Linked DNA regions of Homo sapiens: region 1 is linked to region 2. Evidence: chromatin loops called from intact Hi-C (ENCODE). Cell type or tissue: ovary. All regions are shown on one strand. Each heading gives the region's core, and the rest is flanking DNA. Links, peaks and the distances in the headings are about the cores only. Region 1 overlaps ZMIZ1 (zinc finger MIZ-type containing 1). Region 2 has its middle 31 kb from the start of RPS24.

Region 1 (15,754 bases), core at 4,817-12,816, 1.1 Mb before region 2:
AGATGTGAAGCAGACGGGATGGCAGGGCCAGGTCTGGGGTCACTTTAATTGTGCCTGAGCTGCTTAGAAGTGAGTATGACAGAAATGTGTCCATTTGCTGCTCGGGGCTAAGTGATTTTTAATTTATATCCTCAAAGTAAGCCGGATCCAGAGGAATTTGGAGTTTGCTTCCAGAGGTCACCCCGGGGATTGCAGCAACCTGGAGGGCTCAGGCTGACACCTGGATAGGGAGGGTGTGTGTGCGTTTGTGTGGGGAGGGGACAGCTGTCTTGCCCCACCTAGGTCCCTTGGGACCTACCTCCCACATTCCGTTCTTCTCCATGGGGCAGGGCTGGGGCTGAGGATGCCTGGGGAACAGGGGCACCGGCAACAGGGCCCAGAGGCTCCCAGGGAGTCTGTGGGACCAGCCTGGGACTAGGGTAAGCTGCTCCTGCTCCCAGTGGCCTTGTTTGTAAAATGGGAGTGGTGACTCCCTGCCCACCTCAAAGGGTCTTTACAAGGATCCAAAGAGACAGTGGCTAGGGAAAATACCCTGAGCACTGAAGTGTCGTTTATGACAATCCCCACTACCCGCCACCAAGCCCCTTCAAGCTGCTGGCTCTACTGAGCTCTAAGGGAAGCTAGACTCAGGTCTCTGCAGCTGTGGCCAGGCTGCAGGAGTGGGGGCCATTCCACTAGGTACATGCCTTACACTGGAGGCAGGGAACAGAGGCCCAGGAGAGTGGGCACTGTCTATGCAGCCTCTCCTGCCATGGATTCCTCTCTGTCCAGCCAGATCTCATGAGGCCCTCTCTGGGCTCCCTCCTCCAGGAAGCCCTCCATGATCCCTCCATCCTGCCCTCAAAAGATGCTCCCTTCAGAGCTCCTGCCCCCATACAAATCATAGCCCATCACTCTCCTGCTGACAACCCTTCAAGGGCTCCCCATTGCCCTCCAAATAATGCCCAGACTTTCGCTTGGCCTGTGGGCCCTGTGTTAGCTGCTTTACACCTCCTTCCTCTGCCTCATCTCACATGCTTCTCCCTTCCCTGGGCTCCAGCCACCTGAGCCTTCTTTCTGTTCATGAACACAGCAAGCCTCAGGGCCTTTGCATTAGCAGTTCCCTCTGCCTGGAGCACCCTGCTCTCTCATCCTCCCAAGGAGGTCAACTCCTCAGGAGACATTTCCTGCCCTGTACCCTTGCCCCTTCTCCCAGAGCTCTGGCATATGTCCCTGTTTGCTCCTTTGTGGGTTCAATGTCAGGCTCCCCCTGGCAGGCCAGCCCCTTGACAATGGTCCCTCTGGGGCCCAGCACAGGGCCTGTCCCCCAACAAGAGCCCAGTGAATGTTCATGAATGAACGCATGGACAAGAGGACCGAGGCAGAGCCAGTTCCTGGTCCATCCAGGCCGGTGAGGGCCACTCTCTGATTCAGTCTCAAGTCCCCACATCCTAGATAGACAGGGTCAGGCTCGGGGCAATGTGCTGGAGACTGTGGCAGCCTGGCTGGACACACGTCACACAAGGTTCCCACCTCCTCCATCCTCTGCTGGGGTAGAAGTGAGGGAGCCTCTGGCAACATCTGTCCCTGCCCACATGGCTTAGCCTGGAACCAGATCCCCACAAAGAGGATTAGGGGGCTGGGGGGGCGGAGGGAGAAGGGGATCCCATGGGCTGAAGGATGAGGAAGACTGGGCAGTGCAGGTGGCTGCTCGATTTGGCCCGGTGGCCTGAGGGAGCCAGATGGTGCTGGCTTCTGACAAGCTGAGCAGCCCCAGGAGGGTCCTGGCTGCATCCCTGTCTGGCATCCCTAATGGCCAAGGGCATCCCCTCTGAAGACAGGCAGGCCTCGGCTGTAATCCCAGGCCCACCTCTAAGGCTGTGCGCCCTTGGGAAGTCAGTTAAAAGTCTCAGTTTCCTCCTCTGTAAAATGTGGGGGAGGGTTGCAGGCCAAGCTCACTGAGGGGATTTGGTGGGATGGTGTATTCTGTGGGCCGGCTCCCTGCCAGGCACAGAACAGATGCTTTGTCACGATAGCCGTGTTGCCGCTATTTCTTCCTCTCCAGGCCAAGGCCATGTGGGCCTTTTGTCTCCTTCCAGCTTTTCAGGAAGCCTGGTGCCCGTGGGCCATGCCCGCTGTTCCCGCCTGGCCAGACATCCTCTCCCAGCCTCAGGATAGGCGGGCTCCCCTGCCATCTGTTTACCCACATTCCTTTCAAAGTGGACTCAGGGCCTTCTGAGCAGCTGCCCTCCCTGGTCATCACACATATGGACACAGGCCACATGGCTGGGGACATTCTCAAGCTTCGAGTGACTTCCATGGGGCCCTGTTGGCTGGCAAGCTCCTTAGCCTGGCCGATCATACCACAAACTCTGGACCTGGCCTCTGCCCAGCTTGCAGCCTCGACCCTTCCTGTTCTCTGGGTTCCATCGGGTGTGTGGCCTTTTGCAGATGCTGTTCCATGTGCCCCAAGCACTCCTGCCCCCTCTGCTGCTTGTGCCCCGAGCACTCCTGCCCCCTCTGCTGCTTGTGCCCCGAGCACTCCTGCCCCTCTGCTGCTTTGCAGACTCCTGCCCATGGAGGGTAGCTCCTTTCCTCAGTTTTATGCACCCTGCCCCGCCACCCAGCCAGTTCAGGATTCCCTTCCCTGTGCTGCCTTCACTGTGGACATGATTTTCTCAGTCACTTCTTTACACATCTGCCTCCTCCGCTACAGAGGAAACCAGGCTCGGTGAAGCCTTATTCATCTTCAGTTTCCCTGGACTTAGCAGAGGGATCATACATGATCAATGAGAGATCAATGCTCATTTGGTTAGACGGATGGATGTAAGAGGGGCTCAATCAATGCTTACCTGAATGGATGGATGATGACAAAAGAAGCTCCATACATGTTTGCTAAGTGAATGAATGAATGAATGACTGGATAAAAAATGGCTGAAAACCCTTTGAGAGTTTCTCTACTGTGCTTATGATGGAACAGTGACCTGCAAAGTGAACACTGCGTCTTTCTCATCAAGTGTGGGAACCCACACAATCCCTAGGGACTGTGCCTCCTCATCAACTCCAGGTCCCCTGAGGGTGTGCACGTGGGGGACACACCAAATAGGGCCATCCCCCCAGCACCAGTGTCTTCCCAGCTCTCTCACTGGTGTCACCTCCCAATGTCTGACAACCTCTCTGAAACCTGGACAGGCACGCTAGCACTCAGCTGACCTTCCTGGGCAGGAATGCAGGCGGACAGGGTGCAGACTCACCGTCAAACAGCCCATCAGGCTCTGCTCGAAGGGCCGCTGGAAGGCCCGTGGGTCTCCGCACCAGTCCAGCAGCTCCGTGGCGGCATTGTGGAAGTTGGCAGGATTCTGTAAGTGCTGTGGGAAAGGAAAAGGAGGCGGCTGAGGCTCCAAGAGTGAGGGTAGCACAGGCAGCGTGTGGGGGTCTGGGGTGGGAAGAACCCAGCCTCACTGGGGAGGAGGTTCACAGAAAGGGGTAAAGGGGTAGCTGGGATCAGTAAGTTTCCTCATGCTCGATTTCACACCCTGTGCTCGGCATGCCTGCTCCCACCCCCCCCCACCCCCACCTCCACCCCACCTCCCCGATCCACCTCCACTCCACCCCCACCACCTCCACCCCCACCCTCACCTCCACCTCTACCCCCATCCCCACCCCAGTGGATTAGTAGCCCCATTGCAAAGACAGGAAAACCAAGGTCTAGAGAAGGCTGGTGACTAATAGCAGAGTGCTTTCTGGATGCTGGTGGGGGTGGCGGAAGGTGATCCCTGCAGGGTTCCGGGAGTTCTCCCTCCCTGATCCAGGACAGGTTGGCCCTGGAGATTCCTTCCTGACTGCCCAGCCACCGCCATCAAAGCCCAGGACTGGGCTCCCACCAGCTCTGGCTTTGGAGCCTGCTCTGCCCTAGCCACATAAGGTGATGGGTTGGGGGAGGCCACAGCCAGCTGGGAGGGTGAAGGAAGCACACGTGCCTGTACTGTCCTCACACTAGGGGCTGCTGTGTGTGACGTACTGGGCCCTGCCTGGGTCCGCTCAGAGGCTGCTGGCATGGTTGGGGAAGTCAGCCTGAGCTCAGGCCCCTGCCAGGCAGAGTCTGAGTCGATGGAGACTGAATTCTGGTGCCAGGGTGCTGGGCCTCCTGGTTCCGCTTCAGGCCCAGGCTGCAGGGCTGGTGGGGTGGGTGAGGTGCAAAGCAAAGGGGTGGTTCCCATGCCCCCCTTCACTCTTATCCGTCTCCTCAGGCCCTCTGAGTTGGGTACTGAGTCCAGGAGACAAAAGATGTGGCTAGGAGCAAGGAGCAGATTAGGGGCAAAGGTGAGATTCTGGGATGGGGCTCTGGCCCAATTTGGCTGTAACTGACTGTGTCCTCCTGAAGGACCCCTGGAGGGTGTCCACAGCACAGGAGTGTGAACCACTGCAGAGATGATGGCACCTCCTGAGGTCCCATTGCCTTGGTACTGGGAGAAACAACAGAACAGGAGCCACCCAGGGCAGTCCCTCCATTCGACCTGCAGCATGAGCCTGCCCCAGCGCCAGGGCAGGGAGGGGCCTAGGAGCCGCAGGGCCCAGAATTGGCAGGGGAGCTACGGGAATCCACACTCTGCCTTCACCCACTTTCAACCACTGACGTAGGATGGTCCCCTCAGCTCCCTGAGCCTCAGTAGCCTCATCTGTAAAATGGGGATATGACAGAACATGACTTGGTGGTGGGGTTTTATTTCTTTCGCTTAAGGTTCCGTGACTGTTGCTACAATGTAGTTCATGCGAGGCAAGGTATTTAAAAATGGGTGGAGGAAAGTGAAATGAAGGAGAATGTCCTCCTTCCATGGAAGTAAAGGGAGAGAAAGAGATGTAGGAGAGAAAGAGGGCAGGCAAGCAGCAACAAAGCCCTCCATCACGGGGCCGCAGTGAGGCTTAAACAAGATGAGGCTTATACAGCCCCTGGCAAAGTGCCTGGCGCGTGGGGTGCTCCCATGTGGGGCTGCCCTTGGCCCTGACTCTGTCTCCCAAAGGCTCTCCTGGAAGTACAGCTGCATGTGGCCGCTCTCAGCCCTGGCTCCTTCTGCAAAGGCAGTGCTCCCTGCATTTGAATTGTGTGAGACAGGAGTAATTTCAACATACAGAAACAAGCCCTTTGAGAGGGCAGCGGCGGGTCCTCACCTCTGCCTCCTGTGCCCTTTCTCTAAAGCATGCCCCTCAGAGGCCACAGGTGGTATCTAGGCTGCACGTGGAAAGCCATGCAAATCAGCTGATTCCTGCCCACCAGCCACCCCTGCTAACCGAGTTGTTCTGTTTATTTCAGTGATGTCACACCAAATTAGCAGGGGCAGGAGCCACTGCATGCTGCCTCAGAGCTGCCTGCCCCCAGCTGGTCACAGCACCCCACTTTGGGGCTCTGGGTGCAGGGGTAGCCTCTGAGGTCCATCTCAGAGGCCCAGTCTGGTTCTGGCACCCGAGTGCCCAGCCTTCAGTATCTCACCAGCGTTCAGAGCTCACCCCAGACAGCTTGTGTGGCCTGTAGGCTGTGGGTACACCTCATTGCTGAAGAAAACATCAAGTGTCCCCTTTGCTGGCTTTTTTTTTTTTTTGGACAGGGTCTCATTCTGTCACCCAGGCTGGGGGGTAGTGGTGCGATCATAGCTCACTGCAGCTTCAATCTCCTGGGCTCAAGTGATCCTCCCACTTCAGCTTCCCAAGTAGCTTGGATTACTGGTGTGCACCACCATGCCTGGCTACTTTTTGTTGTTGTTGTTAATTTTTAACAGAGACGACGTCTTGCTATGTTGCCCAGGCTGGTCTTAAACTCCTGAGCTCAAGCAGTCCTCCTACCACCGTCTCCCAAAGTGCTGGGAATACAATGATGGCTACTGTGCAGCTCTTTGGCCTTGGTCAAGCCCCCTCCCCTCTCTGTGCCCTTGTCACCTATTTCAACCAAGAGGTGACTGAAGTGCACAGAGAGACAAAGTGATCTAGTGAGATAAGCAGAACAGACATGGTCCAAACCCCGTCTCAGCTGCTGAGCCATGCAGCCCAGGAGACATTGCTGCACATCAGACCCTCATCTGTGAAACGGGGTAGTGATGGCATTCAGGGCTGCCGCAAAGTTGAGAAACGACAAGGAACTCATTACAGAGCAGGAGCCCAGGGAAAGACTGCTACTGCTGTTGATGCCAGGGCCCCTCCACGGTTCTCTGTTTCTCTTTTGAGCCTCCTGAGGGGAGAAACAGCCTCCTGTTCACCTCTGGAACCCCAAAGGCTGGCACAAGGCTGAACCCCATGGGAAATGATTGGGGAGCAGTTAACTGTCCAAAGGATGGTGAGCCTGCTGTGTAGGCCAGCAACATGGCCACTGCAGAATGAGCCCCAGTGGGAGGTGGAGGGAGGGGCCAGGGCAGGGCAGGGGTGAGCTTGGCCAGCCGTTGATGGGCTGGGGATGGGAGCACATGTTTGAATCATAGGCAGAGGCCTCCCTAATTATGGCTGTTACTGGACACTAGTACTCTGTCCCCCATCAGAAAGCCTGCCCATCTCTATAATTCCTCAGAAGAGTTGGGCTATATCCAATGCCATTGAGTCTGCTGGGGCAGGAACAGGGCACACCAATGCCTTGAAATGATGAATTCATCTTATCAATCCATCTGTCCACCAGTCCATCTGTGAATCAAGTGATTCATCCATTCATCCATCTATGCGTGTATCCATCCATCCATCCATCCATCCATCCTAAATGAATCAATTCATCCATCTGTCTCCTTGCCAGCCCACCCATTCATCCATTCACCACTTTATCCACCACTCATCCATCCCTTCATTCATCTACCTATCTACCCATTCATCCAGAAGTTAATTTATCCAGTCACCCACCTATCTGTTCATTCATCTATTTATCCATTCATCATCTATACACGTCCACCCACCCACCCATCTAACTATCTGCCCATATGTCCATCCATCCATTCTCTTATGTATCCATCTATCAGTCCACCCCTCTCCTCAGCCCACCTAAAATAGCTGGGCCCCACTCTGAGCTGGATGCTATGCTAGACTCTGTGATTTTGAGATGAATATGGCATGTCCTTTGCCCCCAAGGAGCTCAACCTGGTGGGAGACCTGATGTATTCCTACAGGGCCCATAGCTCCAGAGAGACAGAGCAGAGTAGGTGAGACAGCTGGGTGCCCAGGAAGTGTTCAAGCTCAGGGATGGGGTACAGATGCTCAGAAGGGCCCCTGGGGTTCAGGGCAGCTGCTGAGCAGGAATGAGCTGATTTGCAGGGCTCTCCATGTAGAGCTGGGATGTGGCAGTGATCTCTGAGAAGGGCATGTTGCAGAGAGGGAGCACTGGTTCTCCCAGTACCAAGAGGCTGAGAAGGGGCAAAGGCAGCTTAGATAGAGGCTGTGAGGGGACATGGGCAGCAGGGTGCAGAGGGTGGGGGTTGGTGAACGCCAGCAAAGGCTACAACCAAGGTGAGGGCAGGAAGGGAAGGCTGTGTGGAGAGGTGAGCCCCTACCAGCCTGAGGTCTGCACAGCTCGTCATCTCAGCTCGTGCACACATGCTTGCCTTTCTCTTCTGATTAGGTTACAGGATGCCTGAGAATCAACAGTCCCCAGCCAGCCGAGGCTGACTTCTAGGGCAGCTGTGGAGCAGACAGATGTCAGCACTGAGCTGTGTCTGACCGGAGATGTGGGAGGAGGGGCATGGAGCACGTAGGGAGCTCTGGATGGCCCAGGGGGCATCTGGGCACACTCACAAATGCGCCACTGCCTGGCTCAAAAGCAGAGCCCTCTGTGTGTGTGCACGCATGTGTGTGCCGGGGCAGGTGAGGGAGGGTGGTGTGGGCTCTGGCATGTGCTGGTTGAATGTGAATTAATTATGATGCCCATTTTATAGATGAAGGGAAGTGAAGCGGCAACTTAAGGCTGCATAGTTTGTAAGCGACGGAATGGTGACTGAGCTGTGTGCCATGCTGTGAGGGGCTTCTGGTGGGCCTCTGCCCAAGATGGACCCAGGGAGGGCCAAAGAAGTCAGGTGCACCCTGACCCCTGGTGATACGGAGCTAGGTGCCAAGAGGAAAGAGGCTGAGAGCAGGTCTCGGCAGGAGTGGTGTGCCTGCCATGCAGAGGGTCCCATGCACAGGAGGCATGAGCATTCCATTGGAGGGCGGGGCCCCTGCCAGCTGAGCCAAGGGTGGGAGAAACGGAGTGAAAGGTAGAGCTAGGAAAGAGCCCTGCAGAACCCTGAGTGGGAGGAGGGAGTGTGGGGGAGGAGGGAGTCTTGGCGTCTGGTTTCTATTCTGCCACGGTGAACAGAGGCGTGTAATTGGCGTTTGGGAGAGCCATTTGGGCTGGGTTCAATCTGTAACAAGCCTTCTTCAATTTCCTCTCCACATACCCTGCATAGACTTTAAGATTCCTCTGCTCGATGCTAATAAGAAGACACACAACCCTCGTTCTCGAGGAACAGCCTCAGTTCCACTGGGCAGGCACCTTGGGGAGGCTCCGTCTGGGTCCTGGCCCTCAAGGAGGGAAGGCTGGGTGGGTAGGGGGCTGTGAGTTCTGCCTGGCGGAAGCCCAGGGGCCAGCAGCCCATGCTGGTTGCCTGAGCTTCCTGCTAAGCTGGCCTAGGCCAGGGGCCTGAGCCCCAGCACTCCCTTCCCTGTCACTGACATACTGAGGACAATGGACACCACACACCAGGGCTGGGCTACGTGCATCACCCACAACATCCTCACAGCATCCTACGAGGTAGGCCCCATTTGACAAATGGGGAAGCTGAGGCTCAGAGAAATGGAGGACTAGCTTGAGATCTCACCATGGGTCCATAAAGGAATGAGCACTTGGGTCCAAGGCGTCTGACACCAAAGCCCATGCCCCTCTCACTGTACCTGGTCCTTCCTGGAGTGAATAACATTCGTGGGTCTGTGCAGGGAAGCTGCCAGCCTGGGCAGTGGGAGCTGGGCCCAGCAGGTGGGCACGTCACTCCTGGCCACCGCTTGGGGGCGCCCCTGTGAAAGGTTCCCCACCTCCCGGCAGTCCAAATAGGGGAACTCCTGGGCAGCTTGCCTCTTGGGCTTGGTATGAGCTTCAGCAGGGTGGGGACCATGGCACTCACTGGAATTAGGTCTTCCCAGCACCAGAGGGGCTGAGTGGACTCAGGCTACCCACTTCCCCTCTCTGTACTTGTTTCCTTTCCTGTAAAATGATATGATTTCCTAGGACCTCTTGTCTTGTGGCTTTTTTTTTCTTTTTTTAAAAAATACAGATGGGGTCTCACTATGTTGCCCAGGCTGGTTTCAAATTCTTGGCTTCAAGTGATCCTCCTCCCTTAGCCTCCCAAAGCGCTGAGATTACAGGTGTGAATCACTGGGTCCAGCCTATAATGGGTTCTTATTTTTAAATAAATTAGTAAATATTTTTAAATTTTCTCAGCTTTAATTTCTTTTCTTTCTTTCTCCCTCCTTCCTTCCTTCTTTCTTTCTTTCTTTTTTTTTTTTTTTTTTTTTTTTTCTGAGACAGGGTCTTGCTATGTTACCCAGGCTGGGCTCGAACAATCTTCCTACCTTGGCCTCTCAAAGTTCTGGGATTACAGGCGTAAGCTGCCACACCCAGCCTGTGACTTTTTTTTTTTTTTTTTTTTTTTGAGAACGACTGGAGCAAAGGGGCAGGGAGCTTAGTTCTAGGGAGGGAGGTGGTGGGAGAGAGATGGAAGTGCCAGGTGCATCACTACATCCTTGCACATAAACAGAGCCCAGAGAGGCCACAACACTGGCCCAACGTCACACAGCTGGGAAGGGTGTGGAAAGGGACAGGGCAGCATTGGCACTGAAACCCAGGCATGTGATTCCAGCATTAGGCTGGTCAGTGCCAGCATGCCAATAACGGCCTCGATAGGTAGGTGGTCAGGAGGCCCTGCCATCGTCTCCAGCCAGAACCCACCAGATGCCCTGCTGCTGCAGCCCGCCCCATCTGCCCCGCCCTCGGAGTGTGCCTTGCCCCACACCCACCTGCTTGATGCACTGCAGTCGGTCATTGGTCTGCTGGATGTGCCTGTCCATAGAATTCATTCTGGCCGTTTCACTAGGTTCTACCCGAGAGCCATGAACGTTGTCCAGCCTGCGAAGAGAAAGGAGAGGTTGTCACTGGATCACGCCAGGCCTGCCAACCTTGAGCAGCCTCCCAACTGCCCTCTGGCCACAACACTGGCAGGTTCCAGAGTCCTTTGCTGGGCCCTGTGGGGCTGCACCTGGGGTACCCCACTGGGCTGAGGGCAGGAAATGCTTCTGGGTGCTTTCCATGTGTGGCACATGTGAGCACTGGGCAGGCATGCCCACCAGGGGATAAGGAACTGCACATGCAGGTGCACACATTTCTTCTCTTTTCTTTTTTTTGAGATGGAGTTTTGCTCTTGTCACCTAGGCTGGAGTGCAATGGCGCGATCTCGGCTCATTGCAACCTCTGCCTCCCAGGTTCAAGCGATTCTCCTGCCTCAGCCTCCTGAGTAGCTGGGAATACAGGTGTCTACCACCACACCCGGCTAATTTTTGTATTTTTAGTGGAGACGGAGTTTCACCATGTTGGCCAGGCTGGTCTCGAACTCCTGACCTCAGGTGATCCGCCCACCTCAGGCTCCCAAAGTGCTGGGATTACAGGTGTGAGCCACCACGCCCAGCCAGGTGCACACATTTCTGTATGCGCATGTGTGTTTTGGGTGGTGGAGGGGGTGGCAATTCCCCTTGGATTCCTGGTTCAGGGCTTGGCCCACGTGTGTGTGTGTACGTGTGTATGTGTGTGTGTGTTCATACATGTGCATGCAGGGGGACCTTCCCATATGACGACCCTCAGTGCACATGCACATGCACATGTGCTCTGAGTGGAGATCTCAGGTGGCATCTGCCCTCCCCCAGTCCCTCAGGCTTTGAGTTGTTCATAATTTACAAACCACTCACAACTCTGTTGTTTTCACTTTGCCCTCCTGGAAAAGGAGGATAAGAATGAGCACCACACCCATTTTCTAGATAAAGAAACTGAGGCTGAGAGACAGAAAGGGAAAAGCCAGGGTGGCACATCAAGTGGTGTCTGAGCCCACACCAGGAGCCAGGGTTCCTGACTGCCAGCCCGCGGTTTCCACTGTGCAAGGCTGACAGTGCGGGTGCAGGGATGGCTTGGCACTAGGCTCACCCTTCCTGAAGTGCAGGAGAAGGGAGTGCTCAGGGCCATTAGCATGAATGGGACTTCCCTCTGGATGACAGAGCTAAGTGGAGGAAGCTCCTTCGGCTCGAAAAAGCCCTGGGAGTCCCCAGGCCGCTCCAGGGAGGCCACACAGCAAAGGCGGGGATCTAGGTAGAGAGAGGAAGGACTGTACAGCCCTAGTCCACCCACTGTTAGGGGTCCAGGTCCTTGGGCCAAGGCAGAAGACTGCCCGCTGCCAGTTCGATTTGCCCTCCTGCCCCCAGTGGACAGTTCAGGCTGCAGACACTTGGATCACACCCAGGGTGCTGGACAGGAGACCTGGGGCCCTAAGCCTTCCCTGCTACTCTGTCGCACTCCCCACTAAAGACCCCTCATCTCTGGCCATGTCAGCCAGGACTTTTCACGTGCTGGACACCTGCATTCTCTCCTTTCCTTTTCACACACACTCTCTAAGGCCAGGATCATCTCCATTTTAGAGATGAGGAAACTGAGGCCCCAGATGTGCCAAGTCCTCGCAGCTGGTGGAAGTGTAGGTTGTGTCTGCCTGCCTGTCTGCCTGTCTGCCTTCTACACACGCTTGTTGAGGGACCCAACACCATTGCCTGGCCCCAGCCTTTGGAAGAAAGTCCTGTTCCTCCTCCAATTGCTTTAAAGGATGTGTAGCTCTTGGTGCAATTCTCATTGCTCCATGTGTGTCTGAACAGGTAATTCATTTGCATGGTTCAAAAATCAGAAAGTCCACAAAGATATCGAGTCCTGGGTCCAGACCCCGTCCCCAGTCCCCTGGTGCCCTTTCTAGGAGAACCAGTGCCATCAGTCCCCCTTCTGGAGAGTCTCATCTAGAAGCAAATATCTACACACACTATTTCTTGCCACATTTTTAAAAACATAAAATAATAACATTCTATACACATTATTTGGATGTTGCTTTCTTTTCCCCCCTCTTGATGATACATCTCAAAGTTTATTCCACATCAAGACACAAAGAACTTTTTTTTTTTGAGATGGAGTTTCACTTTGTCGCCCAGGCTGGAGTGCAGTGGCGCAATCTTGGCTCACTGTAACCTCTGCCTCCCAGGTTCAAGCGATTCTCCAGCCTCAGCATCCCAAGTAGCTGGGGCCACAGGTGCTGCCACTATGCCTGGCTAATTTTTTGTATTTTTAGCAGAGACGGGGTTTCACTGTGTTAGCCAGGATGGTCTCAATCTCCTGATCTCGTGATTCCCCTGCCTCGGCCTCCCAAAGTGCTGAGATTACAGGTGTGAGCCACCACGCCTGGCCACCTTTTCATTTTTTAATGGCCGCACAGTATTCCTAGGTATGATGAAGCATTATCCAACTAACATCTGCCCATCGCCCCCTGCCAGGTGCTGTTCTAAGGCTTGAGCCCTCAGACAAGGCCCCTCTGCTCTGGGGGCTCACACTCCAGCCTGAAACGAGGGACCCTGAAGCTTTTTCCAATTTTTTTTTTTTTGAGACTGAGTCTCGCTCTGTTGCCCAGGCGGAGTGCAATGGCGTGATCTTGGCTCACTGCAGCCTCCGCCTCCCAGGTTCAAGTGATTCTCCTGCCTTAGCTTCCCAAGTAGCTGGGATTACAGGCGCCTGCCACCACGCCTGGCTAATTTTTATATTTTTAATAGAGATGGGGTTTCACCATACTGGCCAGGCTGGTCTCGAACTCCCGACCTCAGGCAATCTGCCCACCTCGGCCCCCCAAAGTGCTGGGATTACAGGCGTGAGCGACTGCGCCCGGCTCCAAATTTTTATCATTGCAGTGCTGCAGGAATAACCGTTCACATCGGCACATCACACGTGTGTGAATTAGTCTAGAGAACATAGGCTCAGAAGTGGAGTTGCTGGGTCATCTGGGAATTTGTATTTTTGATAAGTGCTTTCTGGAGCTCTACAGCAAGAAGGGGAAAGTGGGGGTTGTACCCATATTTATTTCTTCCACCCTCACCCTGCCAACCATCCCTCCATTCATCCCACCCACCACCTATCACACATGTCACACCCTGAAGCCCAATTTCTCCACCCATCATTTATCTATCGAAATACCTGCCTGGGGAAGGAGGAGGGGGGTGAGGGAGCATCCAAAAAGAAAATTTAAAAATAAATAAGTAACAATAATAAAAACAAATGCCCGCCTGTTCACCTGTCTACTCATCCACTCAAACATCTTTAGTCTCCACTTGCTCATCTGTACATGCTTCTTCTCTCCAAGAAATGCTTTTTTGTTTGTTTGTTTGTTTTTGAGACAGAGTCTGTCGCCCAGGCTGGAGTGCAGTGGCGTGATCTCCACTCACTGCAAGCTCTGCCTCCCGGGTTCACGCCATTCTCCTGCCTCAGCCTCCCGAGTAGCTGGGACTACAGGCGCCCACCACCACGTCCGGCTAGTTTTTTGTATTTTTAGTAGAGATGGGGTTTCACCATGTTAGCCAGGATGGTCTCGATCTCTTGATCTCGTGATCCACCCATCTCAGCCTCCAAAAGTGCTGGGATTACAGGCGTGAGCCACCACACCTGGCCAAAATGCTTTTTAATAACGACACTGTGCGGGGTCCTAGGCCAGATGGGTTGGGCGTGCGGAGATTAAAATGAAATCATTTTCTTGTGTTCAAGGAACTCTTGGTCCAAGCCCACATTTACCTACTAGATGACCATGTGCTGAGCTCCTCCTATGAGTCAGGTACTGGTCCAGGCACAGCACAGATAAGAAAATGTAGTTACATCCCCATTTTACAGATGAAGAAACTAAGGCTTGGAGGTTACAGCTTGTTGGATAGGAGCCAGCTCTAGAATCCTGGCTTTCCCTTTACAGTTTTTACTCTTGAACAGGTCCTGGGGAGGGGACAGGGTACAGGTGTGTGTGTGTGTGTGTGTGTGTGTGTGTGTATGTGTGTGTGTGTGTATGGTCTGGGTTGGCAGGGGCGTAATCAGGGCAGCTCCGCTTGCTACTTCTGTAGGTCACCCAAGCGGGAGCTGTATTTGTCCTCCTGAGTTTACCCACACAGACCCTCAGCCAGCATCCACATGACAAAGGCTCCTGGGGTCAGGGACAAACCATGGTGTGGAAGACAAGGACACAGAGAGCCCAGAGCAGGAGCAAGACAGTGCCACCTTCAGCAAGGCCATCTCAGTTCCTGGTGCCAGGCCCCATCAGAGCCAAAGGACCCTGGTGGTCTCCCAGGCACCATGTGATACCCATGCGGCAGTGAAGGCCTGGGTCCCACGTGGGGGCATGGGTGAACACTGGTAGCCAGGGTTCCAATAGAGAATTCAACTTTCACAGCCAGCCAGGACAGGGAGACCCATCCCACAAAGGCCTGGGTTGGCTCAGCTCCTAGCTGGAGGAGACAGAAGAGAAGTACAAAGAAACCTCATGCCCGGCAGGCCTTCATCCTGCTGTCGGCAGGCCACTGCCCACCAGGACAAAGGGCCACCGGTGGCCCAGGCAGCCAGCAGGGGGCGCTGTTGACAAACCTAAGTGACCTGGGGGCCAGACCTGCACACTGTGGAGGTTCCAGGTGTGCTTCCAGGCCCTCCGTCCTCTCCCTCACTCCAGTGAGCACCCAGGTGTCCCCAGCCAGGATGGACTTCGAGTGGGCTTCTCTGGTTTCCTGGCCTTGGTTTCCCCATCTGCAGAACAGGATGCTGCAGAGGGGCAAGTCAGTGACCCATAAGGGTCTACCTCTCAAGAGGAACTTTCTCCTGACATTGTGTCCGGGGGCAGAGCCCGGTGGGCCTTGATAAATGCTTGTTGCCTGGAAGCCCCAAGCAGGCACAGGAGCTTAGATCCACCCAGCTGGCGACCACAGGGCTCAGAGGCAGTTCTTTTCTGTTTAGTCATAGCGGGGGCCCAGGTCCTGCTTTAAGAAGTTAACAGCAAACTGGGAGATGGGACTGTCCACCTTCGGGCTGGCCCCACGTGGGGTCACGGGCAGTCTTGTCTGGAGGCCGGCGGCTGGACTGAACTGGCTTCTGGACAGAAAGATTCCTGGAATATTAAGGGCCGAAGGTGCTTTCAGGTCCCCTATCTACCCGCTCTGCCTCAACTGGTTTTACTCTGAGGAGCCTGGGGCCCATCAGTGTTTTGTTCAAGGCCAAGGGGCACTGGGCTGGGTCCAGGTCCCAGGGGGGCTTTGCTCCCAGGCAGGGCTGCAGCTCACAGGAACCGAGGGGTGAGTGTCTGGGCTTGCAACACCTGTGAGACCCAAGGGTGGGTAGATGGATGGCAGGAGGGACATCGCAGACCACAGGGACAGCGCTGTGTCCTGTGTTTCTTAATAAAAGAACAAATGGCTAGCGGATTATGGAGGCACCTACAGGTGAGGTGACATTTTTAAACTGTTGAGGTCAATGATGGAGAACTGCGGTTACTAACCCCAGGAATGGAGGAGATGGAGGCTCCAGTCTCTGGAGTAAAAGGGTCAAAGGCCTAGAGAGCAAAGGGTCTCAGGCATAAAGAGAGGAAGGGTGCGCTGAGGGAGGCATGCAAGAGACAGCTTGTTGAGGGGCAGGCTGGGATCTTCCATTTGTTCTACACCTGCTATGTTCAGGCACCAGGCCAGGCCCTAT
Region 2 (15,754 bases), core at 3,194-11,193:
ACTGGCACTCCTTATCAATAATAATAAAAAATTAGAGCTACCACTTACATCCTTGTTAATATAATAAGTGTCTTCCAAGGACTGTATCATTTCATCCTTAAAAAATGTCCTGTAATTAGGCATTATTATCCCTAATTTACAAAGTAGAAACTAAGGTTTCAACAATTGCATGACTTGCTCCACGTCAGACTTACTAAATGGTGGAGTTGGATTTGAACCTCGCCTATCTGAGGTTAGACTGACCATCCAGTCAGGAATTGCTGGCTCAGGAATTATGGCCACCAGACAAACAAACTATACATGGAAGAGAAGGTGCTCTGGAAGATATAAAGATGGTCTTAATATTAAAGGGAAGCTCATGAAATAATATGGAAGTATCTGGGGCCAAATCCCAGTTCTGCCACTTGGGCCTTGATTTCCTCATCTGTAAAATGGCCTTAATAACACCCACCTCCTTGGGTTGGTGTGGAGATTAAAATGAGATAATGCATGTGATGCAATGTGTTGTAACAGGGTTCCAAAAGGCCAGGCAGTCTTAAGAGCCCCAGAACAAGACTAATCCTGGTCAACCTTGAGCTACTGCCTTCTTCTGTCTGGACCCAAGCCTCCTCTCATATACTGTGAAAAACATGGACTAAATGCTCTCCAAGGCCCTGCTCCTCTGACTTTTGGGAACAAGACCTTACAGGCTTCCTGTGACTCCAGACCAAAGACCTCTGGCTTCCCAACACTGCCAGCTTCTCCTTCCCCTGGTCCCAAGGTGACCTCAGACTCAATGGGAATGTGTACAAAGGTCTTAAAGAATCTTGCTCAGAACCACTTTGCACAGTTGCCCTTCAAGTCTTTATAGCAGAATCATTTATCAGGCCCGTGAAAACATGGCAATGACTGTGGAGCCTGGAGCCCGGACCCAAACTGCGTTCTGCATGTGGATTAATGACTGGTGTGATCAACTAGGAAAGGCTGGCTAGGGCAGCTTTGTGCTGACACCCTCCGTGCAGTTCCTTTTGTCCCTGGGAAAAGAAGCTCCATCCCTTGCTGCCTCACACTCTTTGGACAGTCACATCCATAGCCTAGCTGCAGTGGGTGGAACAGGCAGGTGGGCCAGGCGACCAGCTACCCCTGTGGTCATGAGGCCCACGGCCCTGCCTCTGGCAGCAGGACAGTGGCAACACAGTGGCCTCGAGTGCAGGGAAGTGGCTCGTGACTGTCTGCTCTGCCTCTAATGGCTCTGTGACCTTGAGCCAGTCACCACCCTCTCTGTGCTTCAATTCCATCAACTATAAAATAGAGGAAGTAATGTTCCTATTTCACAGGGTTGTTGTGAATTAAAATATGTAAGGTGTTTAGAAGAGTGCTCACCCATAGTAAGCACTATATACTATTAGCAGCTACTTACTATCTTAGTAGAACTTGGCTCCAAGTCCCTTGACTGCCACATTAGTGCTCTTTCCATGACATCAAAGCCACCTCTTGCCAGGTTAGGGCTCTGACATTGGTAAGTGTTTTCTCTCATCAGCTAAAATGGAAATCCTGAAGCAACAGGAACCCAAGGTCTTCTCTCATTCTCCCAACTTCTCCAAAATAGGACTGGCCTCTTCACCACATACTCTCAGTGGTGGCTTCTGCAGTAGCTCTAACACAAGAAGTTTATCATAATGACCTGGGAGCTTCAAACGAACAGCCAAAAGCTCCCTCTCTAGGCAATGAAGGCAACCAGGCAGAGGGGAGAAGGCTGTCACCCAGGTTCCAGAAAGCCAGCCAAGCCAGTTGGTGCCTGCTGGGGAGAAGCTGTCTCGGATCCAGAGAGTGAGAGAAAAGCTGCTGCTTGCTCCCCAGCCTTCCGAGCATCGAGTGGTGGCTGCCACTTCAAGGAGGCAGGAGGCCTGTATGGAGGGAGCAGGACCTGGTTGGCTGTTGTGATAGCCAATTAAGGACAGTCACCTTGTCACTTTGCTCATTAAAAGGCCTAATGCCAAGGCCTCCTTTTGTCTAACTCTCTCTCTCTCACACACACATACACACACACACACACACACACACACACACACACACACACACAGTTTGTTATTCAGTAAAGACATGATTCCAACATCAGGAGAGTCCACAGGGGCACAGGGGACATGGCTGGCAGGGGCAGCTCTGACAAACATGGCCCTGCTCAGCCAGCTGGGCCTGCAGAGCTCCCAGACACAAACAGTGCCACAGTGTGGAGGCCAAGCATCCCTGTGACCCCAAGATGGGGAGCACCGGGCAGGAGGAGCAGAATCGAGGACAGGAGGCAGAAATTAAGGAGGAAGGTGGGAGGGGCACACGCAAGAACCCCGCTCCCCATCCCCACTTCAACACACACAGTAACCAGCTTAGGCCAAGGCCATGACAACATTCTTCCCCAGGCTGCCCCTTGGCCAGCAGAGATTCATCTTTGCCCAGAATTTTTGTATTGCGTGATAAGAGGCCATCAGGCCTGGGCTCCAATTCACATTGTTACACTTACTAGCTGTGTGACCTTCTGTAAGGAACTTAACCTCCCTGGACTTCAGTTTTCTTATTTGTAAAATGGGTTTAAAAGGGAAGTCTCTTTAATTAAATGGGGATATGACTTTTTTAATGGAAATTCTTTCATAGGGTTGTTCTAAGAACTAAAATGGATACGGGCTGGACGCCATGGCTCACGCCTGTAATCCCAGCACTTTGGGAGGCCAGAGCGGGTGGATCTCCTGAGGTCAGGAGGTTGAGACCAGCCTGGCCAACATGGTGAAACCCCGTTCTATTAAAAAAGTACAAAAATTAGCTGGGCGTGTTGGCGGGTGCCTGTAATCCCAGCTACTTGGCAGGCTAAGGCAGGAGAATCACTTGAACCTGGGAGGCAGAGGTTGCAGTGAGCCGAGATTGCGCCATCGCACTCCAGCCTGGGCAACAAGAACGAAATTCCGTCTCAAAAAAAAAAAAGGCGGGGAGGATACATATATGTAAAACCCTTAGTTGGCATGGTCTCTGGTCCACAGTTAGCTTGTAGTAGCATTATCCGTTGTACACCATCATATCCCAGTACAGCCGTGGTACCCAGGAAGCACTCAGTAAGTACTTGATGAACGAATGGATGTGACTCCATTTGGGTAAAGGCAGTAATCAGGTCCTTTTCTACTGGCAGGCTTATGAGAATGAAAGGAGATTCCCTGCGTAAAATGTTGAGCACAGTGCCTGGCATGTGGGAGATGCTCAGAGCAGGGTATTATTAGACTCCTGAGTTTGTGGACGTGGGTCTCCCACAGCACTCTGTCTTCTTCATGGGCTCCCAATGACTTGACTTCAAATGGAAACCCACCAGCCAATGGCTGTTTCGTGGTCCTCCCCAAAAGCACAGTCTCCCGGCTCAGAGCCTTCAGAGGCAGCTGCCCACTCTGAAAAGATCAGAGCACGAGACACTGAGCCCGGGAAGCCATGCTCCAGGTTCTGCCCTCCCGCTGATGGTCTGGAGTGAAGCAAATGTCCTCAGCTAGCCCCTGGTCCAGGCAGATGTGTTAAAGCATCTTTGTCTTAGGTGCAGCTCTAGGAAGTAGGAAGCCATGGTTGTACCACACGCTCTCCCTTGATTAGACTAGAGATAGATACCTGCCCTAAGGACCTCAAAGCAGATCATCCAAGAGGATGGTTACTCAGAGGAGGAAGGTTGGCTGTGCAGGGCAGTCATCTACAGCCACACCCTCCAGGCCATCATGGCCATCGTCAAGGCCACAGGCAACCTACAGACTGACTTTGCCAACCCCTTCCATACGGATGATGCCAGGCAACAGTTTGCAATGTCTTACACAGTTGTGGGCCAGGGTGCACTCCCTGAGGACCTGTCCAGATGCCACCTGCAAACTGAAGCTGTCCAGCGTCATCCGGAATCTCTGGGCTGCCCATTGGATTTGCTCCATGGGATGCCTGTTTCATCCTGCTTTGGTTACCCACAGGACACCAGCTCCACAGTTTAGCCGCCTTCCACCTGAACGACCTGGAGCCACAGGACACAGAGTGACCATGCCCCCACACAGAAGGTGGAGCTGCAGAGCTGCTTAAAGACGCCCTTCACCTCCAGGGACCTACTCTCTTCAAGATGGCTGATGTGGCAGTCAGCAGTCTGGGCAGCAGTGGACCCACTGCTTTGAGGGCATCACAGCCACCATCTTCTGTGCAGGCTTGAGCATCTGTGGCCTGAGCTGAGGACAAGCTGAATCACACACACCAGAACATGAAGCTGTTTGGCAGCATCTATGTCAAGTGGTCATGGAAACGTCTGTCATCCTCTTCATCAAGAAGAAGGACCTAGGTGAGGAGAAGATCACACGCAGCCCCCACCATCTGCTTCCACAAGTACACAGGGGTCAGCAAGTCTGACGAGGCTGCCAGCTACATCAGAGTAAGTGAGAGGGCCTGAATAGCGCAAGAACACCAGGGAGATCCATGCACAAGTCACCTATGCTGTCACCGACATGAAAAACAGAATGTGCAGAGCACGACTGACATCACCATCAAGAACAGCCAGAAGGGCTGGGTGTGGTGGCTTATGCCTATTATTCCAACACTGTGAGAGGCCGAGGCAGGAGGATATCTTGAAGCCAGGAGTTCAAAATTAGCCTGGACAACAGAGTGCAACCCCATCTCTACCAAAAAAGAAAAAAAAGCCAGGCACAGTGGCATGCACCTGTAGTCCCAGCTACTCGGGACTAGGATCCTGAGGCAGGAGGATCGCTTGAGCCCAGGAGTTAGAGGCTGCAGCGAGCTATGATCACACCACTGCACTCCAGCCTGGATGACAGAGCAAGACCCTGTCTCAAAATAAAAAATCATAGCCAGAAGAACTGTGGCCTCTTCTGAGGGGTGGTGAGGCTGGCAGGATGGGCCAACTCTGTGCCCCCAGCCCTGAGGGTGATGGGGTCAAGAAGACCATCCTCCTTCTGTCTGTCCCCCTGGCCACTTTTCCCCTTTTCCTGTCTCTGTTCTTGGCTTCCCCTGTCCCCTCCCTCAGCTCCAGAGATGGGAGGGGTTACCACAGGGCTCCCTGTTTGAAGCCTGCCCTTGTTCTAGGTGCCTGGAATGGCCACAGTACCCGCTTCCTAGGCATCTATTCTAGTTTTTAAACATTGCCTTGCTCTGTGATGGGGAGGGGAACACATGCTGAGTCTCCCAATGCCTGTGTCTGGAGGGGCACTCACTTGTCCAGCCTGGGCACCCACTGACCAGCATCCACCCACCCCCTTCCAATGATTCTGAGCCTTGAGTGTGTCTGTGGGTTGATACCACCCTTCCCCTGGGGACACCACCCCTGCCCTGCCTTCCACAGAGCTAGGTTCCCAGGGCTGCTCCAGACAACTGCCAATGTCACCATTAGGCCCACCCCTGCCCTGGCCCAGTCCCCATTAACCTAAATGCAGCTCCTCAGCGCTAACCCGGGAGCCACTGCTACCTCCTGCCTCCACACTCTCACTCCAGGCCCAGGCTTTCAGCACTGGGCACATCCTTGCTTTTTTTGCATGTTTTATGGAATTCTTCATCTAGTTTAAAATTACAAAATGTAGAAAGAAAAAACATAATGTAGGTAAGATGGTGATGGCATTTAGGGTTGTGTGTGGTCACAGCCACAAGAGGCCCTCTAGAAAACCAAGCTACCTGCAAACTGAAGCTGGAGGGGGCACACAGAGCAGAGAAGTCAAAGCAAGCAGGGGAAGCCTGGCTCAAATTGGAAAATGGGGCAGAGGCTCAGAAATAGGCAAAGAGCTAAGCCACGCAGCCCAAGAGAGAGCAGCTGCTCCCTCTCTGGGGCTTCCAAGATCCAGTTCCCACCAGCCGCTGGCCTCACTTTCCATCTAGAGATCCATCCCTGTCCCACTCCAATAACCATGCCCTGCCCGGGCCCCCCCACATGCAACCCTCGTGCCTGAGCTGGCTCCAAGGGGTTGTGTTCCACAAAATTCCGCCCACAACAATGGAACGGCACTTCCCGTGGGGCATCCCGAAGGAGCAGTGGGGCATCTTCTGGGCCCTGGGTACCAGCTATGACTCCACACTGTCTGAATGTTCTTCCCAAGGGGCCAACCCCCACATGCCTGCAAAGATTTCCCCAAATTCTTGTGGGAGTCTGCAGATGAGGCCACCACAGAACCCAGGACACCACGGCTCAGCTGCCTTTGAAGATGAGAAGAGATGTGTAAAATATTCCCAGAGCCACTGCCCTTCACTGAGGAATTTTCAGCCCAGCCATGGCATAAAGAATTGTTTGTTTTGGTCGCCTGGAACTGAAAGAGTCTCCTCAACCAAATAAAAATATAACCTTTCAAGGCCAATCTAGCATTAGCCAAGCAGGTCATTTGGAGACAGAAGACTGGGGTTTAAATTCCGGCTCTGCTACTGCCTAACCCTGTGACCTCAGGAAAATTTCCTAACCTCTCTGTTGCTCAAATTTCTCCACTCCCATGGAGATAGGATCTGATGGGTATGGTTTGGAAAGGACTTAGTAAAATAATGCATCTCACGTAAAATATTGAACTAGGTTATCCATCTGCCTGCCTTTCTTTCATTGTAAGTAACCAACAACAAGTAGGCACTAAATAAATGTGTTGTGATGGGGTGGGTGGGGGTGAGCTGGTTGGTTTGTTGTTTGGTTTTAAGAAACTCATTTGTGGTGGGGGGAATTCCACCAGAATGAGAAAAAATCAGGTAGAAGTGTGAATAGTGTTTTATTTTTTCACAGGAGCTGATCTTTTCCCAACACTTTCACAAATTATGTGTTTGCTCATAACAAACACTCTGGGGGAGGCAGAACTGCAATCCCAACTCACAGAAAAAGCATCTGACTCCCGCCTGCCCTTCCCGCCTCTCACTGGGATGATATGACTCCCCTTTGCAGAGACACCAGGAGGGAGCCCCGCTCGGGTGTACCAGTTGTTCCTGTCCTGGGCACTCCCTTTCCTAGCTTCAGGGCCATAAGGAAGTCCCAAGCCTTGGAGCTGCTTCCTTTTGTCACTGGGTGGTGGGAGGGGCCCCTGGAATAGGTCCAGGATTATTAGCACGACCTGACTCTTAGATCTCAGAAAGCCAGGAGGGCTGCCTCTGCCCAGTGAAACAACAGATCACTTCTGCCAACCCCAGAGCCACTCTTGATGGACACAGTTCAGAGCCTTCCTCTCCTGGGGGGCACCTCACCCTCTCTGTATCACACAATATGTCCCAGAACTATACCCCATAGTCTGATGCACTGCAGTTTGTTCCTGTAGGTGGGCCTGCCACCACACGCAGATTAAAAGCATCCAGGAATTAAGAAGCACCCCTCCCCCTCTGCAGGTGGCTGGCTGTGCTGCCCACTGCCATTAAACACACACATCACAGAGCCTGCTCACAGCTCCCACTAAACCACAAACCCCTTGAGAAAAGGAGCTGTATCTTCTTCATTCTGCTATCCTCCAATTCCCAGTGCAGCCTCTGCCAGAGTGAAAGAATGAAGAAATCAATGAACGGTTTCCTTATAGCATGTTCCCCTCCAGAATTGCTTGGCTCTAGTTATCAAGAAAATGCATTTAGGGGCCGGACGCGGTGGCTTACACCTGTAATCCCAGCACTTTGGGAGGCCGAGGTGGGCAGATCACAAGGTCAGGAGATCAAGACCATCCTGGCTAACACAGTGAAACCACGTCTCTACTAAAAAAAAATAAAAAATAAAAATACAAAAAATTAGCCGCATGTGCAGTTAGAATGGTGATCATTAAAAAGTCAGGAAACAACAGGTGCTGGAGAGGATGTGGAGAAATAGGAACACTTTTACACTGTTGGTGGGACTGTAAACTAGTTCAACCATTGTGGAAGTCAGTGTGGCGATTCCTCAGGGATCTAGAACTAGAAATACCATTTGACCCAGCCATCCCATTACTGGGTATATACCCAAAGGATTATAAATCATGCTGCTATAAAGACACATGCACACGTATGTTTATTGTGGCACTATTCACAATAGCAAAGACTTGGAACCAAGCCAAATGTCCAACAATGATAGACTAGATTAAGAAAATGTGGCACATATATACCATGGAATACTATGCAACCATAAAAAATGATGAGTTCATGTCCTTTGTAGGGACATGGATGAAGCTGGAAACCATCACTCTCAGCAAACTATCACAAGGACAAAAAACCAAACACCGCATGTTCTCACTCATAGATGGGAATTGAACAATGAGAACACATGGACACAGGAAGGGGAACATCACACACCAGGGCCTGTTGTGGGGTGGGGGGAGGGGGGAGGGATAGCATTAGGAGATATACCTAATGCTAAATGACGAGTTAATGGGTGCAGCACACCAACATGACACATGTATACATATGTAACTAACCTGCATGTTGTGCACATATACCCTAAAACTTAAAGTATAATAAAAAAAAAACCCACCAAAAAAAAAAATTAGCCAGATGTGGTGGCAGGCACCTGTAGTCCCAGCTACTCAGGAGGCTGAGGCAGGAGAATGGCATGAACCCAGGAGGCAGAGTGTGCAGTGAGCCGAGATCGTGCCACTGCACTCCAGCCTGGGCGACAGAGCGATACTCTATCTCAACAAAAAAAAAAAAGGAAAAGAAAATGCATTTAGGCCGGGAACTGTGGCTCACACCTGTAGTCCCAGCACTTTGGGAGGCAGAGGCGGGTGGATTGCTTGAGCTCAGGAGTTCAAGACCAGCCTGGGCAACATGGCAAAACCCTGTTTCTGCCAAAAAATAAAAAAATTAGCCCGGTATAGTGGTACATGCCTGTAGTCCCAGCTACTCAGGAGTCTGAGGTGGGAGGATCACTTGAGCTGGGGAGGTCAAGGCTGCAGCAAGCCATGATCACACTACCACACTCCAGCCTGGGAGACAGAGCAAGACCCTGTCTCAAAAAAAAAGAAAATGCATTCTGTGAGTTCTCGCCAGTTGCCTGGAAGAGCCAGGAGCCTAGGTACGTGCTTTGGACCAGGGATCCCATCAAACTGGGATGGAGCACACCCACCACGGATCACGTATCTGTGAATGTCCCGGGGTCACTAGGCAGAGACACTCCGCTTCTTCTGAGCCCAGGAACAGATTCTCAGCTGGGACACTGGCTCCCTGCCAATCTCTCTCAACCCACACACACCAAGGAAGAAGGCTACCAACTGACCTCACCTAGGGGATCCCAATTCTCTAGGACAGTTGAGTAGTGGCCAGGAGTTTTGGGGAGCTGGCCAGGCAGGAACTCATAAAGATACCTCAGGGTCCACACAACACAGGTCCTTTTCCTGAAAACCATCCTGCCATGTGTAAAATGTCAATGCCAACGGAGATGGATCCAACTGAACTGCCTATTCAAGGGACCAGATGAAATCTGTGGGCCAAATTCTGCAGCAAACTCAAGGATTAAGAAAGCAAAGGGAAGTCAAAGATCGAGGAGATTAAGAATTCAGACCAAAAGCGGAGCCTAGAGGAAGGATCAGGGTGAGGGCAGAGGGGCTGGCCTTGGGGTAGCTGTCTTACCCCAAATGGTCCCTCCAGGCCACCTCCCACAGGGGAGACTTCACCATCCTCACCTACTGGCAACATGGCATCCAAGTGAGAAGATACCATGTGGTCAGCCACCCCACCCCATCTTTAACTCTGTGGTGGGGTGAACAGCAGGGGTGAAGGTTTACTGCAGAGGAGTCGACCACAACTTGCCCATGGATGATTGAAAGGAGGGAGGTGCTAGGAACAGAGTCAGGAAACCAGCTTATCTTTTCCCACTCCCCACCCTGCACTTTAGACCCCAGGAACATGGAACTGCTCCAAGTTCTCAGCACATGCTAGTCCATGCCTCCACGCCTTTGTTCTTGCTGTTTCCTTTCCCTGCAATGCCTTCCTATTTCTTACTTTGCTACTTATTGCAATTCAAGACTGAGCCCAGAGATCATCCCTCCCGGAAGCCATTCCTGTGTGCCCAGGAAAGGTGGCATATTCATGCCTTGTGCTTACCTTAGCTCTTCCCATTTCATACTGAGGACCTCTTCTTGGGTCAATGGCTACCACTATGCCAAGAGTTCTTTGAGGGCAACAACCATTTTTGGTTGTCCCTGTATCCCCAGCACCTATCACAGGACTTGGTGTACAGTAGCTGCTCAATTGAATGCTTGTGGGGCAAATTCTTACTGTAGAGAAAACACTGGCCTGGATTGTGGGAGACGGAAGGGAAGGAAAGATGATGAGGGTGGGTCTGAGCAGACTGAAAGTGGTGGGATAGCTAAGAGGACTCCTGCAGAGAAAGCTCAGGGCTGGTGGAGGAGGCTTGGGGGTCTCCTGCACAGAGGGGATAATTAGAGGCATGGGAGCAATTTGGGTTGGGAGGTGACTTAGGGATAGGAGTGAAGGGGAAAAGCAGGAAGACCCTCATGATGTTTCTAAAATTTTTCTAGTCCTAAACAAACTCTCAGTCTAAATGTGTGCAACAGGATCTCAAATGGGATTTTTTTTTTTTTTTTTTTTTTTTTTTACTGTTGCCCCAAGACACTGGAAACAAAACTAAGGGCAAAGACGTGCTCACTATCACACATCTAAAGAGACCCACCAGCAGCAGACATGTCCCCAAGGTCTTCATCAAAAAGAAACACAACCAGCCCCTCTAACACCAGGCTCCACCCCAAACCACCAACACACACCATCTATAGGAAAGACTGGGGAGGGAAGAGAAAGAAGAGGATGGTGGGGGAAGTGGTCACGTAGAGAGCCGTCATTGTGATGAGAGGAGCTCCAAGAGAATCCCTCATAGAAATGGGGGTGCCCCAGGGAGGGGAACATCACACACCGGGGCCTGTCGGAAGGTAGGGGATAGGGGAGGGATATCATTAGCAGAAATACCTAATGTAGATGACAGGTTGATGGGTGCAGCAAACCACCATGGCACATGTATACCTATGTAACAAACTTGCACGTACTGCATATGTATCCCAGAACTTAAAGTATAATAAAAAAAGATAATATTTGCCTTTTCATATTCTTTTGGTTTTTGAATCATGTAAATATATTATTTATTCAAAAATTAAATATAAAAAGAGTCCCCAATCTTCCTTACCACAAAAAAAAGAAATGGGGGTGCCCGAAAGATGGAAGCTGGTGTTTCCCTCCCGAGCCGGGTGCCTGCCGACCTGCAGGATCTGCAGCCCCACTCTGTGGCTGCCGTGGGAGAGGAACAAAATCTAGGGAGGGAGTGCTCCCGTGAGCCTAACTCAGGACACCGGGAGCTTGGGAATAGATGTGAGCATGGAGCACGTTGCCCACGTGCCCCTAGAGATCTCAGAAGGTGGAGGGCTTGTGGAAGACCCCACACCAGCAGCAGAGTATGGATGGCACAGGGTAGACTGCTCAGGAAAAAAAGAGTGTGGGCCTCTGCACCCCCATTTCACAGCCCCTCCTGTGGAGCCACATGGAGATGTGGAGGTCAGAGGATGCGCCGGAATCCCAGGACAGTCCAGGAGACACAATGCCGCACTCAGAAAGAGGGCTGGAGGAGTGCACCACTCATGGGGCTGAAGAGAGCCCCAGCTTCTCTCAGAGGGGATATTCAGTGATGGATGGTGCTGGCATGAGCTGAACTCTGTCCCAAGGACACCTGCCCCACCATCTACATGGAAACCACCACATCAGCCAGGGAAGCAAACCCTGATAGAGGAGGGTCAGAGTAGAGTCACCTTCCACCACCCACAGGAAGCCCTGCCTCCAACCCCAGACAGGAAGACCCAAGGCTCTGGAGTGGGCAGAGGCATGAGAGAAGAGACACTACCCCTCCCCACTTCCCTCACCCAAGCACCGGTCGGGCCTCCGATGGGGAAGGTGGGAGTTCCAACAGAGATGAGCCAGTTTTGAACCAGGCTCAGTTATAACTGACCATAAAACTCTGGACTCTGCTCCAGCTCATGTTAAGGATAATCTGACAGAGTTCAGCAGAGAGAAGTTAGCTGGAGAAAAATAAAATCGGCCGGGCGTGGTGGCTCATGCCTGTTATCCCAGCACTTTGGGAGGCCGAGGTGGGCGGATCACGAGGTCAGGAGATCGAGACCATCCTGGCTAACATGGTGAAACCCCGTCTCTACTAAAAATACAAAAATTTAGCCAGGTGTGGTGGCAGGCGCCTGTAGTCCCAGCTACTCGGGAGGCCACGGCAGGAGAATGACGTGAACCCAGGAGGCGTAGCTTGCAGTGAGCAGAGATCGCGCCACTGCACTCCAGCCTGGGCGACAGAGCGAGACTCTATCTCAAAAAAAATAAAAATAAAAATAAAATCATTTCACATCTCTATGCCACCAACATGACACTCGTCAATAAGCCAGTTACATGGAGGCCAACACAGAAGCCGCTCTCTGGGCAGATGGGCAAAGTAAAGAGGGAAGAGGTGGAATGATCTCAGCCCCCTATCTCTGTTTCTCAATAAGACAGAACTTAAGTCAAAACCTCCTCAGTCTTAATTACCAAACAAAAAAATAACCAGACGAGCCTCTCACTGTATGTCTTTATTTATACTGTCATCTGCTCCGGCATTTTAATATCCAACTTTCCGTTGGAAGACAGATGCCTGGATGTTCACACCCCGTTCTAATGGCTTAATACCCTGGGTACTGGAGCAGGGAGGGGCTGCGAGGAAGGAGGGGGATGAGAGCCACCACCACATTGAGCACAACTTTGGAGCAAATGGGCTTGAATATTCATTGAACAACATTTAATTTAAACACCCAAACTCTGAAAGCAGCAGCATATGGCCTGTTTTATTTTACATAAACTGAATAGGAGGTTGGGCCATTAGTTTCTGCAGACATAATGTTCATTACCAATGAAGAATGCTTTCCTTTGAGGGGGCGCCCGCACTGTACTGGGCCCACTGCCCTACTCCCTCACCACGGGGTCAGACAAGCTCAAATCGAGGGCTCTGTGGCAGCCCCACTCATGGTGGCACAGCGACGTTGATCAAATCCCATTAGGGTACAGATTAGAGTTTCACTGGCTCCTTGGTTTGCACTTGGGGAGAGTGGATTGGGTAGGATTCTGATCCTCTTGGATTAGGCCTCCTTAGTGCCTGGGGACAGTATCCAGATGGCATGAATCTGACCTCCTCTGTCCATCCTGCCTAGGACTTAGAATTGTGTGCACATGTGTACAGGAAGCGCTGGGTACAGAGCCAGGAGTATGTGTCCACATGCTTGTGTGTGTGAGCATGTGTCCCTGCAGCTCTGTGGGCAGGTATAAGTGTAAGTTGTGTGTACACTTCTCCGGGGGTGTGTGTGCACATGACCCCATGTGCTGCATACGAGCATGTGCATGTACACATGCAGTGTGTCTCTGACATGCCTGTGGCTGTGTGTGTGTGTGTGCATAGCAGGTCCACCTGGAGTGGTAAGAGGTGTCCCCTGTAGCTTTCTCTGTGGGTAGGAGAATCCTGGTAGATGCATAGGTGCATATATCTACAGAATGTAATACACACACACACACACACACACACACACAAGCATTTCTTAAAGTACCTGTCACCCAGGGGTTCTTAACTTGGGGAGCACAGCCACTCCCCATGGGGTCCACGGATAGAATGCAGGGGTCCCATGAACTTGGATAAGAAAAAAGTTACATCTTTATTTTCACTGACCTCCAAGATTTTTTTTTTTTTTTTTTTGAGACTTTTCTTGCCCAGGCTGGAGAGCAATGGTGCGATCTCGGCTCACCGCAACCTCCGCCTCCCGGGTTCAAGTGATTCTCCTGCCTCTGCCTCCTGAGTAGCTGGGATTACAGGCATGTGCCACCCCACCCTGGATAATTTTGTATTTTTAGCAGAGACAAGGGTTTCTCCATGTTGGTCAGGCTGGTCTTGAACTCCCTACCTCAGATGATCCACCCGCCTCAGCCTCCCAAAGTGCTGGGATTACAGGCATGAGCCACCGCGCCCAGCCCTGACCTCCAAGATTTTTGTTTTTTTTCTTTTTTGTGTGTTTTTTTGGTTCTTTTCTAAGATTTTTCCATCATGAATGTAGATAATAAATCCCTGTACTTTGAGCACTTCCAGAGACTTTGTGGCCAGTAGAAATCACAGATATTTTCATATAACATCACAGCTGTTACAGATATTTCAAATGTCACTAGGGCCTCCATCCCTACTTTGAATTATAGTAGTAATTAGACCTGCCACAAGATAGTTATTATTGCATTAATAAGGAAACATTTGTTACTTCATCACAAATGTTAATTTTGCTAAGTGTACTTGAATAGACTTGGTTTTCTTTGTAAGTTCATGTTTTTTCCGCATGCATAAATATTCCAGGAAGGAGCCCACTGGTCACCACCCACCAAGGGGCAAAGTAAGGTAAAGAACCCCACCTGTGGGGCAGCAGGAAGCCATCTGTAGCTCTAGCAAGCACATGCTAACAGGTGCCCATGCGGATGTGTGCACAGACCTCCGGCAAAGGCATGATCAGTGCTGTCCCCTCTGATCAATACTCTCCCAAGAGGGTACATGTCCACGGACAGAAGGGGAAGGATAAAAAGCCAGTGACTCTGTAGGAAGACAGATTTCTTTCCATGGCCCCAACGGTGCTAGAAACCATGCTGACAGCCCAAGCTGCCCCACTTTCAGGAAGAAACAGCTCAGAGCATTTCTTGGCACTTGCCCTCCAGACCTGGTGGGACAGAAGGCTTCTCAGAGGAGCGGGACTTAGGCAGGGCTCTGGAGCACATTTCAAGCAAAAGTCACATCTGGCCAGGCATAGTGGTTCACACCTGTAATCCCAGCACTTTGAGAGGCCAAGGAGGGAGGATCACTTGAGCTCAGGAGTTCGAGACCAGCCTGAGCAACAAAGGGAGATCACCTCTCTACAAAAATAAAAAACAATTAGCTGGCTGGATGTGGTGGCTCACGGCTGTAATCCCAGCACTTTGGGAGGCCGAGGTGGGAAGATTGCTTCAGTCCAGGAGTTCGAGACCAGCCTGGACAACACAGGGAGACCCTGTCACTACAAAAAATAGGAAAAACAAATTAGCCAAGTGTGGTAGTGTGTGCCTGTGGTCCCAGCAACTCAGGAGGCAAGGCAGGAGTACCTCTTGAACCCAGGAGGTTGAAGCTGCAGTGAGCCATCATCACACCACTACACTCCAGCCTGGGTGACAGAGCAAGACCTTGACTCAAAAAGAAATATATATATATATATATAAAATATATATAGTACATATATATTGTATATATTTATATATAAGTATATAAAATATATGTACATATGTATTTTATATATTTACACATATATATTTTATATATATACGCACACACATATATATATGTATTTTAGCCAGGCATGGTGGCACACGCCTGTGGTCCCAGCTACCTAGGAGCCTGAGGTAGGAGGATCACTTGGGCCCAGGAGGTCAAGGCTGCAGTGAGCTTTGATCAAGCCACTGCACTCCCACCTGGGCAACAGAGTGAGTCCTTGCCTCCAAAAAAAAAGAAAGAAAAAGAAAAAAATAGTCACATCTGTCTCTGGCTGTCCCCATCCACACCCACACTTCCCCATGATTCCCTATCACCCAAATATCAGTTAAGATTTCTTCCTTGACAATGCTAGGATCACACAAGGGGCCACCCAGCAACTTGTCACTTCGCTTCCTGCAGATGGGCCTTGCCTCTGGGCTCTGTCACCCTGACACTCAAAGTGCTCCTACTGCTACACCTACTCTTGATCTTAGAAAGGTAAGAATTTTCCAGAATTCC

What was found. A loop is a pair of places that touch in the nucleus more often than their neighbours do. Peaks named below come from ENCODE experiments on the same cell type or tissue, not always from the same donor. Only the 100,000 strongest peaks of a DNase experiment are listed, where the experiment ranks them.
Region 1: it touches region 2 in a loop (3-fold over the local background); 6 of 110 quality-filtered maps call a loop at or near these places.

Annotation. Positions count from the first base shown.
Region 1 is chr10:79,195,929-79,211,682 of GRCh38, reverse strand. It overlaps ZMIZ1 (zinc finger MIZ-type containing 1), which reads right to left. Exons shown (of 25, transcript NM_020338.4): 5 at 9,991-10,099; 6 at 3,234-3,347. The coding sequence starts at 10,050. Among named protein-coding and RNA genes, the nearest start is that of ZMIZ1, 130 kb to the right of the region's middle. RefSeq lists enhancers at 1,185-2,059, 5,334-5,383, 9,699-10,199, 10,200-10,700. In ovary, for the core only: a CTCF peak has its summit at 8,990 (motif pointing right); a DNase peak (open chromatin) is centred at 4,951; H3K27ac peaks cover 29 bases.
Region 2 is chr10:78,057,422-78,073,175 of GRCh38, reverse strand. It overlaps the pseudogene GNAI2P2. Among named protein-coding and RNA genes, the nearest start is that of RPS24, 31 kb to the right of the region's middle. In ovary, for the core only: no CTCF peak of the experiment used is centred there; no DNase peak of the experiment used is centred there.